2 separate regions of the Homo sapiens genome follow, and region 1 is linked to region 2. A link is an interaction called in ENCODE POLR2A ChIA-PET data of the cell type or tissue named here. Cell type or tissue: Caco-2. All regions are shown on one strand. Region 1 overlaps BCAS4 (breast carcinoma amplified sequence 4). Region 2 has its middle 16 kb from the start of RIPOR3.

Evidence for each region. ChIA-PET counts read pairs that join two places held together with the same protein. Peaks named below come from ENCODE experiments on the same cell type or tissue, not always from the same donor. Only the 100,000 strongest peaks of a DNase experiment are listed, where the experiment ranks them.
Region 1: POLR2A ChIA-PET joins it to region 2 with 6 read pairs; 2 of 35 experiments call an interaction of 5 or more read pairs at or near these places.

The regions. Positions count from the first base shown.
Region 1 is chr20:50,832,318-50,837,317 of GRCh38, forward strand. All of the region lies in intron 3 of BCAS4 (breast carcinoma amplified sequence 4), which reads left to right. Among named protein-coding and RNA genes, the nearest start is that of BCAS4, 40 kb to the left of the region's middle. RefSeq lists enhancers at 1,493-1,992, 4,986-5,000. In Caco-2, no CTCF peak of the experiment used is centred here; no DNase peak of the experiment used is centred here.
Region 2 is chr20:50,704,664-50,709,663 of GRCh38, forward strand. No RefSeq gene overlaps it. Among named protein-coding and RNA genes, the nearest start is that of RIPOR3, 16 kb to the left of the region's middle. RefSeq lists an enhancer at 1-44. In Caco-2, no CTCF peak of the experiment used is centred here; DNase peaks (open chromatin) are centred at 3,048 and 3,497; H3K4me3 peaks cover 258 bases.

The DNA.
Region 1 (5,000 bases), 130 kb after region 2:
CATGATCTCGGCTCTCTGCAACCTCCGCCTCCCGGGTTCAAGTGATTCTCCTGCCTCAGCCTCCCAAGTAGCTGGGATTATAGGTGCTTTCCACCACGTCCAGCTAATTTTTGTATTTTTCGTAGAGACAGGGTTTTGCCATATTGTCTAGGCTGCTCTCGAACTCCCGACCTCAAGAGATCTGCCCGCCTCAGCCTCCCAAAGTGCTGGGATTACAGGCATGAGCCACCACACTCATCCACAACACACATTTATTATCTTATAGTTCTGGAAGTCAGAAGCTCAAAATGTGCCTTATGGGGCTAAAGTCAAGGTGGTGGCAGGTTGGCCCGTTCTGGAGGCTCTGGGGAGAATCTTTGCCTTTCTTTGCCTCTTTTCTTGCCTTTTCCAGATTCTAGCACTGCCTGCATTCCTCAGCTCGTGGCCCCTGCCTCCTCCTTCAAAGCCCACGGAGTGACATCTTCCTGTCTCTCTGTTGCTGGCCCTCCTGCCTCCCTCTTGTAAGGACCCTTGAGATTACGTTGGGCCTACCTGGATGATTCACAGTGACCTCCCATTCCAAGATCCTTAACTTAATCACACCTGCAGGATCCCTTTTGCCAAGGAAGGTGACATATTCACAGGTTCTGGGACTAGGACATGAACATCTTTGGGAGCCATCGTTCTGCTGCCCACACTTCTCCAGGATTTGCTTTCATTAGGCAAGTGCTGTGAAGGGAAGTAGCGACGGAGGTATGGGATCTACAGGACCTTGGAGAATGAGTGGAAGGAACTGTGTTAGGTGGGTGGGGGAACTGTGGGAACCGTGTTAGGTGGGTGCAGCTCAGGCAGGGGCTCCAGGCAGGATCTTGGCTCTGAGCAAGGAGGAGATTGGGATGTTGGAAGGATCCTGGGAAGCCAGGTATTGGGGGCAAAGGGGACTCGGACCCCAGTGGGGCCGAAGAAACTGGCAGCAGCAGCCAGGTTGTCCAACCCTTGCCATCCAAGGTCAGGACTTTGGCCTTTATCCTGAGGAGGAGGAAGCCGCCGAAGAGTCAGGACAGCCTAGTGGTTAGGGGCACACACCCCAGAGCCAGGCTTCTCAGCTCCAGTGCTGCTGACCTGGAAAATTCTTTGTTGTGGGGCTGTTCTGGGCATTGTAAGTTGCTTAGCAGCCTCTCTGGCCTCCACTCACAAGATACTATTAGCATCCCTCCAACCCCACTCCCCAGCGTGACAACCAAACATGTTGCCAAATGTCCCCTGGGGGGCAAGATTGCCGCGTTTCAAAGCGCTGATCTAGAGCTGCATAGCCTGGGTTCAAGTCCTAGTGCTGCTGCCTCCTAGTGTGTGACCTCCAGAAAATTCTGAGCCTCATTTCCCTGTAAAATGGGAGTTACGGTGGTGAGGTTCTTACACCCAAATCCTTGTCGTATTCAACAAACGTTTGCTGCACTGTAGGCTGCCCTGAGATGGGTGCTGGGCATATGGCCGAGGGGAGATGTCGGCTTCCCTGCAGGTGGTCCTGGAGGAGCATTAGACAGGGAAGCAGGCCGGGTGGGGTGGGTCAGCCGCAAGAGCACACACCAAGGGGTCCTGGCCAGAGCTGGAACAGAGGGGGCTTCCCAAGTGTGTGACCTGGAACCTAAGGCCTGAGATTTGGTGCAGGAATCCTGGGGAGGGAGCAGCTTGTGCAAAGAAAGGTCCAGAGGCGGGAAAAGGCAGCTTCTCAGGCACCTGGGGCCTGGGAGGAGCTCAAGGTCAGGAATGAGACGGAGTGAGGGGTGTAGCCCATAGGGTAGGGCCGAGGCCTGGAGTGTGGACCCTGTTCTTAGAATGACAGGACCCATCAGAGGGATTGCAGCTGCTGTAACCCCCGCTCCCCACAAAGAAGAAAGTCTACATTGATTATTCTTTTTTTGATTCATTCATTCATTCATTCATTGTAGAGACCGGGGCTCACTAAGTTGCTGCCCAGGCTGGTCTCGAACTCTTCTTTTTTTTTTTTTTTTTTTTTGAGACTGAGTCTCACTCTGTTGCCCAGGCTGGAGTGCAGTGGCGGAATCTTGGCTCACTGCAACCTCTGCCTCCCAGGTTCGAGCGATTCTCCTGCCTCAGCCTCCCGAGTAGCTGGGATTACAGGAAGGCCCACCACACCTGGCTGATTTTTGTATTTTTAATAGAGACAGGGTTTCACCATGTTGGCCAGGCTGGTCTCGAACTCCTGACCTCAAGTGATCTACCTGCCTTGGCCTCCCAAAGTGCTGGGATTACAGGCATGAGCCACCACGTCCAGCAGATTATTCTTAAAGTATACCATTTGGAGGTGTGGGGTATATTTACTAGGTGATACAATAATAAGCACTATCTCATTCCTGAACGTTTTCCCAAAAGATACCACATGTCTATTAGCAACCATTCCCCAGCCCCCGGCTCTGGCAACCACTCATCTACTTTCTGTCTCTGGATTTGCCTGTGCTGGACATTTCATGCTAATGGAATCATACCATATATGGCCTTCTGTGTTTGGCTTCTTTCACTTGCCATAATGGTTTCAAGGTTCATCTATGTTGTAGCATGTGCCAAGACCTCATTCCTTCTGTGGTTGAGTCATCTTTTGGTATATGGCTGGACCATACTTCATTTGTCCATGCATTAGCTGGCGCACAGTTGGGTGCTTTTCACTTTACGGCTGTCGTAAACAATGCTGCTATGAACGTTTGCGTACAAGTTTTTGTGTAACATATGTTTTCATTTCTTTTGGGTAGATACCTAGGAGTGGAATTATTGGCAGATCTTTTTAGGAGAGCTATGGAAACTCGTTTTAGGAAGTTTCTAACAATTTTCCAAAGTGACTACACCATTTTGAACTCAACTCGTTTTAGGACGTTTCAAACAGTTTTCCAAAGTGACTACACTATTTTGAACTCCCACCCGCAACTACTATAATTTTTTTTTTTTTTTTTTGAGATGGAGTCTTGCTGTGTCTCCAGGCTGGAGTGCAGTGGTGCAGTCTCGGCTCACTGCAACCTCTGCCTCCCGGGTTCAAGTGATTCTCCTGCCTCAGCCTCCCAAGTAGCTGGGACTATAGGCGCCTGCCACCACACCCGGCTAATTTTTTGTATTTTTATTAGAGACGGGGTTTCACCATGTTGGCCAGGATGGTCGTGATCTCTTGACCTTGTGATCCACCCGCCTCGGCCTCCTAAAGTGCTGGGATTACAGGCGTGAGCCACCATGCCTGGCCTACTATAAGTTTTAGATAGAGATTGCAAACTCAGATGCCAACAGGAGCCAGGACTGCTGAGGGACCAGGTGTTAGAAGACCAACCCCAAGCTCTCCCCATTCCTTTCTGGGAGCAGCTGGAGCTCAGAAGCAACTGTCACCACCGTGGGGCGTGAATCTCCCGGCTGTCACAGACCTTACTCTGCCCTAGAGTCTCACCAACATTGAGGCTGAGTGGCACTCACCTCCTGTCAACACCCCTGCACGTCTGCTTTCCTTAGAGTAGAGAGAGATTTCTCTGTAACTGATGCTCCATTAAAAGGGGGGAGTCCTAAGTGAGGTCCCAAGAGGGCCATGGATTTTAAGATCAAGTGGGAGATGATGTATTTCTTTTCTTTTCTTTTTTTTTTTCGGAGACAGAGTATCGCTCTGTCGCCCAGGCTGGAGTGCAATGGCGCGATCTCGGCTCACTGCAACCTCTGCCTCCCACGTTCAAGTGATTCTCCTGCCTCAGCCTCCTGAGTAGCTGGGATTACAGGCGCGTGCCACCACACATGGCTAACTTTTGTAGTTTTAGTAGAGACGGAGTTTCACCATGTTAGTCAGGCTGGTCCCGAACTCCTGACCTCGTGATCTGCCCGCTTCAGCCTCCCAAAGTGGTGGGATTACCGGCGTGAGCCACTGCGCCTGGCTGGTGATGTATTTCCTATTAGCTCAAGTGTGTGACATCAAACAATAAAACTGAGGGACCTGCTGAGAACCTGACATTGTATGGGGCAGGTGGACTCCAGAGCCAGAGAGCTGGGGCTCTGATCTGCCCCTTTGGTAATTCACCAACCCCCTTAGAGTCAGTTTCAAGGAAGACCCCCATCTCCAGGAAAGGAATGTGCCATCTACCCCTCAGAGTCATTGTGAGGATTAAATGAGACCCGCACCTGCCATCTTGCAGATGCTCAGCAAGGACAAACTATTATGGTGGTTGTAGTTGTCCACAAGGCTGAGAGAGGGATAATTTGTCCAGGATGGACAGTCACTGTTCTGCCCTGCCAGCCGGGGGTCCTGGGGTGACTAGAGTGTCAGTGGCTTCCACAGAGTGTAAGTCCACCCTGCCCTCAGAATCAGTGTGACCTGCCAGGTGAGAGCTTGGAAACCATGAGGTGACCTCTCAGGCCAGAACTTGACCCTTTATCAGTTGTATTAATAAAAACTAACTTTTTTTTGAGACAAGTTCTCGCTCTGTCATCCAGGCTGGAGTGCAGTGGTGCAGTCACACTTCCTGGCCTCAACCGATCCTCTCACCTCAGCCTCTCGAATAGCTGGGACTACAGGTGTGTGCCACCACGCCCAGCTAATTTTTTGTATTTTCTGTAGAGATGGAATTTTGCCATGTTGCTCAGGCTTATCTTGAACTCCTGGGTCAAGCAATCTGCCCACTTTGGCCTCTCAAAGTGCCAAGATTACAGGCATGAGCCACCATGCCCAGCCAACAAAAACTAGTACTTTTGAATGCCTACTACAAGCCAGGGACTATGAGTGCTTTACACATAAGAACTCACTTCAACTCCACAGCAACCCCAGGAGCAAGGTCCTGCTATTAGTCTCATTTTACAGAAAAAGCCGCCGAGGCACAGAGATGAGAAGTGACGCTCCTGAGTTCACACAGGTGGGCAGTGGTAGAACTGGGGTTTCAAAGTTTATGTTCCCCCCTCCTGGATGTCAACACACCTTTCTGGACAGGACCCATGCTCTGAAGCTGGGAATTATTTGGTGGAAGTGTTCAAATTCTCCAGGCATA
Region 2 (5,000 bases):
AGCACTTTTTGCATAGTTTTAACAAACACTAAATTTTCCTGGAATGCAGTGACCATGTAAATTGAGAGAGGCCTGTGCTTAACTTCGTTCAGGAATTCACCAAGCACTGTTCACTGCTCTGGAGTAACAGTCCTGGCAGCAACTCCACCCAGCCGCAATGCCCCACACCTGGATCTTTCTGCAATGGTCGCTGTCACCTGCAAAGTGTTTCCACCTGTGAGTTCAAGCACCTGGATACTTCATTAGAACTTCCAGCATTAAAGTACATCTGATTTGATTATAAGTGACCTACCATTTAATCTCCTCGATTTTATAGTTTGAGAATTACACATAGATGTTTTCATGATCTGAGTATGTAGGTTATATTATTTATGAATTTCATTTCAGGGTAGACAAGGAGGCACTAGGTCTGGTAGGGCTGAAACCACAGGCATCTTCAAGCACCTCCTTTGGCTGTGTGAGAAGATGAACCAGGCTGACATAAGAACTAACAAGAGGTATGGAGTTAGAGCTCAGAGGGCCAGGAGATGATGTCAGAGGAGGATGTGGGGAAATCAGAGCCCTCATGCACTGCTGGTGGGGATGCAAAACCATGCAGCCACCATGAAAAATAGTCTCCAGATTTTCAAAAGTTTAAACATAGAATACAATTTTTTTTTTTTTTGAGACAGTCTCATGCTGTCGCCCAGGCTGGAGTGCAGTGACAGTCTCCACTCATTGCAACCTCTGCCTCCCGGGTTCAAGTGATTCTCCTGCCTCAGCCTCCTGAGTAGCGGGGATTACAGGCATCTGCCACCACATCCAGCTAATTTTTGTATTTTGTTTTAGTAGAGATGGGGTTTTGCCATGTTGGCCAGGCTGGTCTCAAATTCCTGACTTCAGGCGATCCACCCGCCTCAGTCTCCCAAAGTGCTGGGATTACAGGCGTGAGCCACTGCGCCCGGCCCATAGAATACAGTTTGAACCAGCAATTCTACTCCTAGGTATATACCCCAGAGAAATGAAAATATATGTTCACATAAAAGCTTGAACACAAATGTTCATAGCAGCATAGTCATAATAGCCAAAAAGTGGAAACAACCAAAATCTTCATCAACTAGGGAACGAATAAACAAAATATGGTCCATCCGTACAATGTGATGTGATTCAGCCATCAAAGTATGAACTACTGGCCGGGCACGGTGGCTCATGTATAATCTCAGCACTTTGGGAGGCTGAGGCGGGTGGATCACCTGAAGTCAGGAGTTTGAGACCAGGCTGGCCAACATGGTGAAACCCTGTCTCTACAAAAGTACAAAAATGAGCCAGGCATGATGGCAGGTGCCTATAATTCCAGCTACTTGGGAGGCTGAGGCAGAAGAATCACTTGAACCTGGGAGGCGGAGGTTGAAGTGAGCCGAGATCATGCCATTGCACTCCACCCTGGGTGAGGGAACGAGACTGTGTCTCAAACGAACAACAAAAAAAGTATGAACTACTAATACATGCTACAATGAATGGGGATGAATCTTGAAAACATTTTGGTAAGAACAGAAGCCAGACACAAAAGTCCACCTCTTGTAAGACTCCAATTATATGAAATGTCCAGAATAGGCAAATCTAGAGAGACAGAATGTAGAGGGGTGGCTGCCGGGGGCTAGGGCTGGGGATAGTGGGGAATGATAGCCAGTGGGTCTGGGGCATCTTTTGTAAGTTACGAAAATGTTCTGGAATTAAATAGTGATGATAGTTGTAGGACTCTGTGAATCTAAAAACCACATCCAAAGCTGGGCGTGGTGGTTCATGCCTTTAATCCCAGCACTTTGGGAGGCTGAGGTGGGAGGATCCCTTGAAACCAGCCTGGGCAACAGAGTAAGACCCCATCTCTACAAAAAAATTAAAAAATTAGCTGAGTGTGGTGGCATGCACCTGTAGTCCCACCTACTTGGGAGGCTGAGGTGGGAGGATCACTTGAGTCTAGGAGGTTGAGGCTGCAGTGAGCCATTATCGAGCCACTATACCCCAGCCTGGGCAATAAAGCAAAATCCTCTCTTAAAACGAACAAACAGCTCACACCTGTAATCCCAGCACTTTGGGAGGCCGAGGCAGGCGGATCACGAGGTCAGGAGATCAAGACCATCCTGGCCAACACGGTGAAACCCCGTCTCTACTAAAAATACAAAAAAATTAGCCGGGCAAGGTGGCAGTCACCTGTAGTCCCAGCTACTCGGGAAGCTGAGGCAGGAAATAGGAAATGGCGTGAACTTGGGAGGCAGAGCTTGCAGTGAGTGGAGATCGCACCACTGCACTCCAGCCTGGGCGACAGAGCGAGACTCCGTCTCAAAAAAAAAAAAAAAAAAAAAAAAACACATACGAAACCAAAAAGTGCATCTGTAAATTTAAAAAATTGTAAAAAAAGGAAAACAAAAAAGAGGAATCACTGAACTGTACAATTTAAAGGGGTGAATTTTATGGCACGTGAATGATATGTCAAAAAGCAAAGATGAAGCTGCAGAGATAAGGAGGGCACACCTAGGCTAATCTGGAGCCATTGAGGGCTTTAGGCATCACAGTGGCAATACAGGTTTGCGTTTTAGAAGGATCACTGTGGAGGATGAACTGGAGATGGGCAAAAACAGACAGCTTTAAAAGGTGACGAAGGGGGCCGGGCAAGGTGGCTCACGCCTGTAATCCCAGCACTTTGGGAGGCCGAGGTGGGCAGATCATGAGGTCAGGAGATCGAGACCATTCTGGCTAACACGGTGAAACCCCGTCTCTACTAAAAATACAAAAAAATTAGCCGGGCGTGTTGGCGGGCGCATGTAGCCCCAGCTACTCTGGAGGCTGGGGCAGGAGAATGGCGTGAACCCGGGAGGCGGAGCTTGCAGTGAGCGGAGATCGCGCCATTGCACTCCAGCCTGCGCGACAGAGCGAGACTCCACCAAAAAAAAAAAAAAAAAATGGTGATGAAGGGTGAGGCATTTGGAACAAGCCCGGCTTTGGGCTTGAGCAGCTGGTGGAGGCGGTGCCATTCACAGGAATGTTGGCAGCATCGTGTTGGGAGCAGTTTGCACTAACTTCTGTAACAGAGGTGCAATCACATACAGGGTTGATAAGATAAGAGCTGCGGCTGGGAGAAATTACTTCTGACTTTTGGCATCCGGGAAGGCATTTGGAAGAGGTGGCATTTAAGCAGAACTTTGCAGGTCAGCATAGGGCATACAAAAATTCGAAGGGCAGCCTAGGAAGAATGAGTTGCACCAGCATAGGTATGGGGGCTAGGAAATGCCCAGGTCTGCTGGGATTGTTTGGCCAGGTAAGATGAGAAACAACAATTATGATAACAAAACTAACCAAAAAGCATATCCTTCCATTTTTCACAACCTCTCTGTGAGGCAGTAGCATCTTTTAATAGGAGCCAAGATTCAAAGGAGTCCAGGTGACATACCTAAGGTTACACAACTATGAAGGGGCTGGCCAGTTTTGTTTATTTGTCCATTTTAAGAGACAGGGTTGGCTGGGCGCAGTGGCTCATGCCTGTAATCCCAGCACTTTCCATTTATTCTCCTCGAGGCGGGTGGATCACTTGAGGTCAGGAGTTCGAGACCAGCCTGGCCAACATGGCGAAACCCTGTCTCTACAAAAATACAAAAATTTCCCGGGTGTCATGGTGGGTGCCTGTAACACCAGCTACTCGGGAGGCTGAGACAAGAGAATCGCTTGAACCCAGGAGGCAGAGGTTGCAGTGAGCCGATATTGCACCACTGCACTCTAACCTGGGCAACAGAGCAAGGCTCTGTCTCAAAAACAAAAGAGACACGGTTTTGCTCTTTTGGCCATGCTGGAGTACAGTGGTGTAATCATAACTCACTGCAGCCTCAACCCCCCCAGGCTCACGTGATCTTCTCACCTCAGCCTCACGAGGAGAGGGATTACAGGCATGCACCACAACACCAGCTAATGTTTAAAAAAATTTTTTTGTAAAGATGGGCTGGGCACGGTGGCTCATGGCTGTAATCTCCACACTTTAGGAGGCCTACACAGGTGGATCACCTGAGGTCAGGAATTTGAGACCAGCCTGGACAACCTGGTGAAACCCTGTCTCTACCAAAAATACAAAAATTAGCCAGGCATGGTGGCATGCGCCTGTAGTCCCAGCTACTCAGGAGGCTGAGGCAGGAGAATCGCTTGAACCCAGGAGGCAGCTGGAGATCACACCACTGTACTCCAACCTGGGTGACACAGCAAGATTCCATCTCCACAAAAAAAAATTTTTTTTTTTTTTTGAGATGAAGTCTGGCTCTGTCGCCCAGGATGGTCTCGAACTCCTGGGATCAAGAGATCCTCCAGCCTTAGCCTCCCAAAGTGCTGCGATTACAAACGTGAGCCACCGCACCTGGCTGCTGGCCAGTTTTTAATCTCAGGTCTGTTTGAAAAATAGGTACACAGGTGAGTTCATGCCAACTTGTGGCTTGCAGACCTTATTTTTACAGTTAATAAAGTCATTCTTCCTCTTGAACTAGAAAACACTCTTCTCTGCATCTCTGTTTTGTATTACACATTCCAATCTCTCTCATCTTTCAATACGTTTTCTTGAGGGAGAAATTGTGTTCACTGTTTGGGAAATGTAATCTGCTCTACACAGGAGATGATTAAGGACTCTTGACACTTATATGTAGGGATGGAGAGTATGTATATTTTAGGTGCCAGAGAAACCATAATCTGTGAACAATATATCAATTGGGGTGATGACAGCTGCTTAATATTAAATACGAGATGTGGGTTCTTTCTGCTGCTTAACCTCCCTTACTTTGCTCTGAGCAATAACCATCAAAAACAAATACATATTCGTTGAATTTTTGTTTCATTCTGTTTGCATTCCAGCTGTTGAGATATAATCCTTTTTATATAATACATTTTAAAAAAATATTTGAATCTTTACCTTGTGGTTTTAACAGCCATGGAAAAAGTCCTGGCTGGGTGCAGTTGGCTTAATGCCTGCAATCCTAACACGTTGGGAG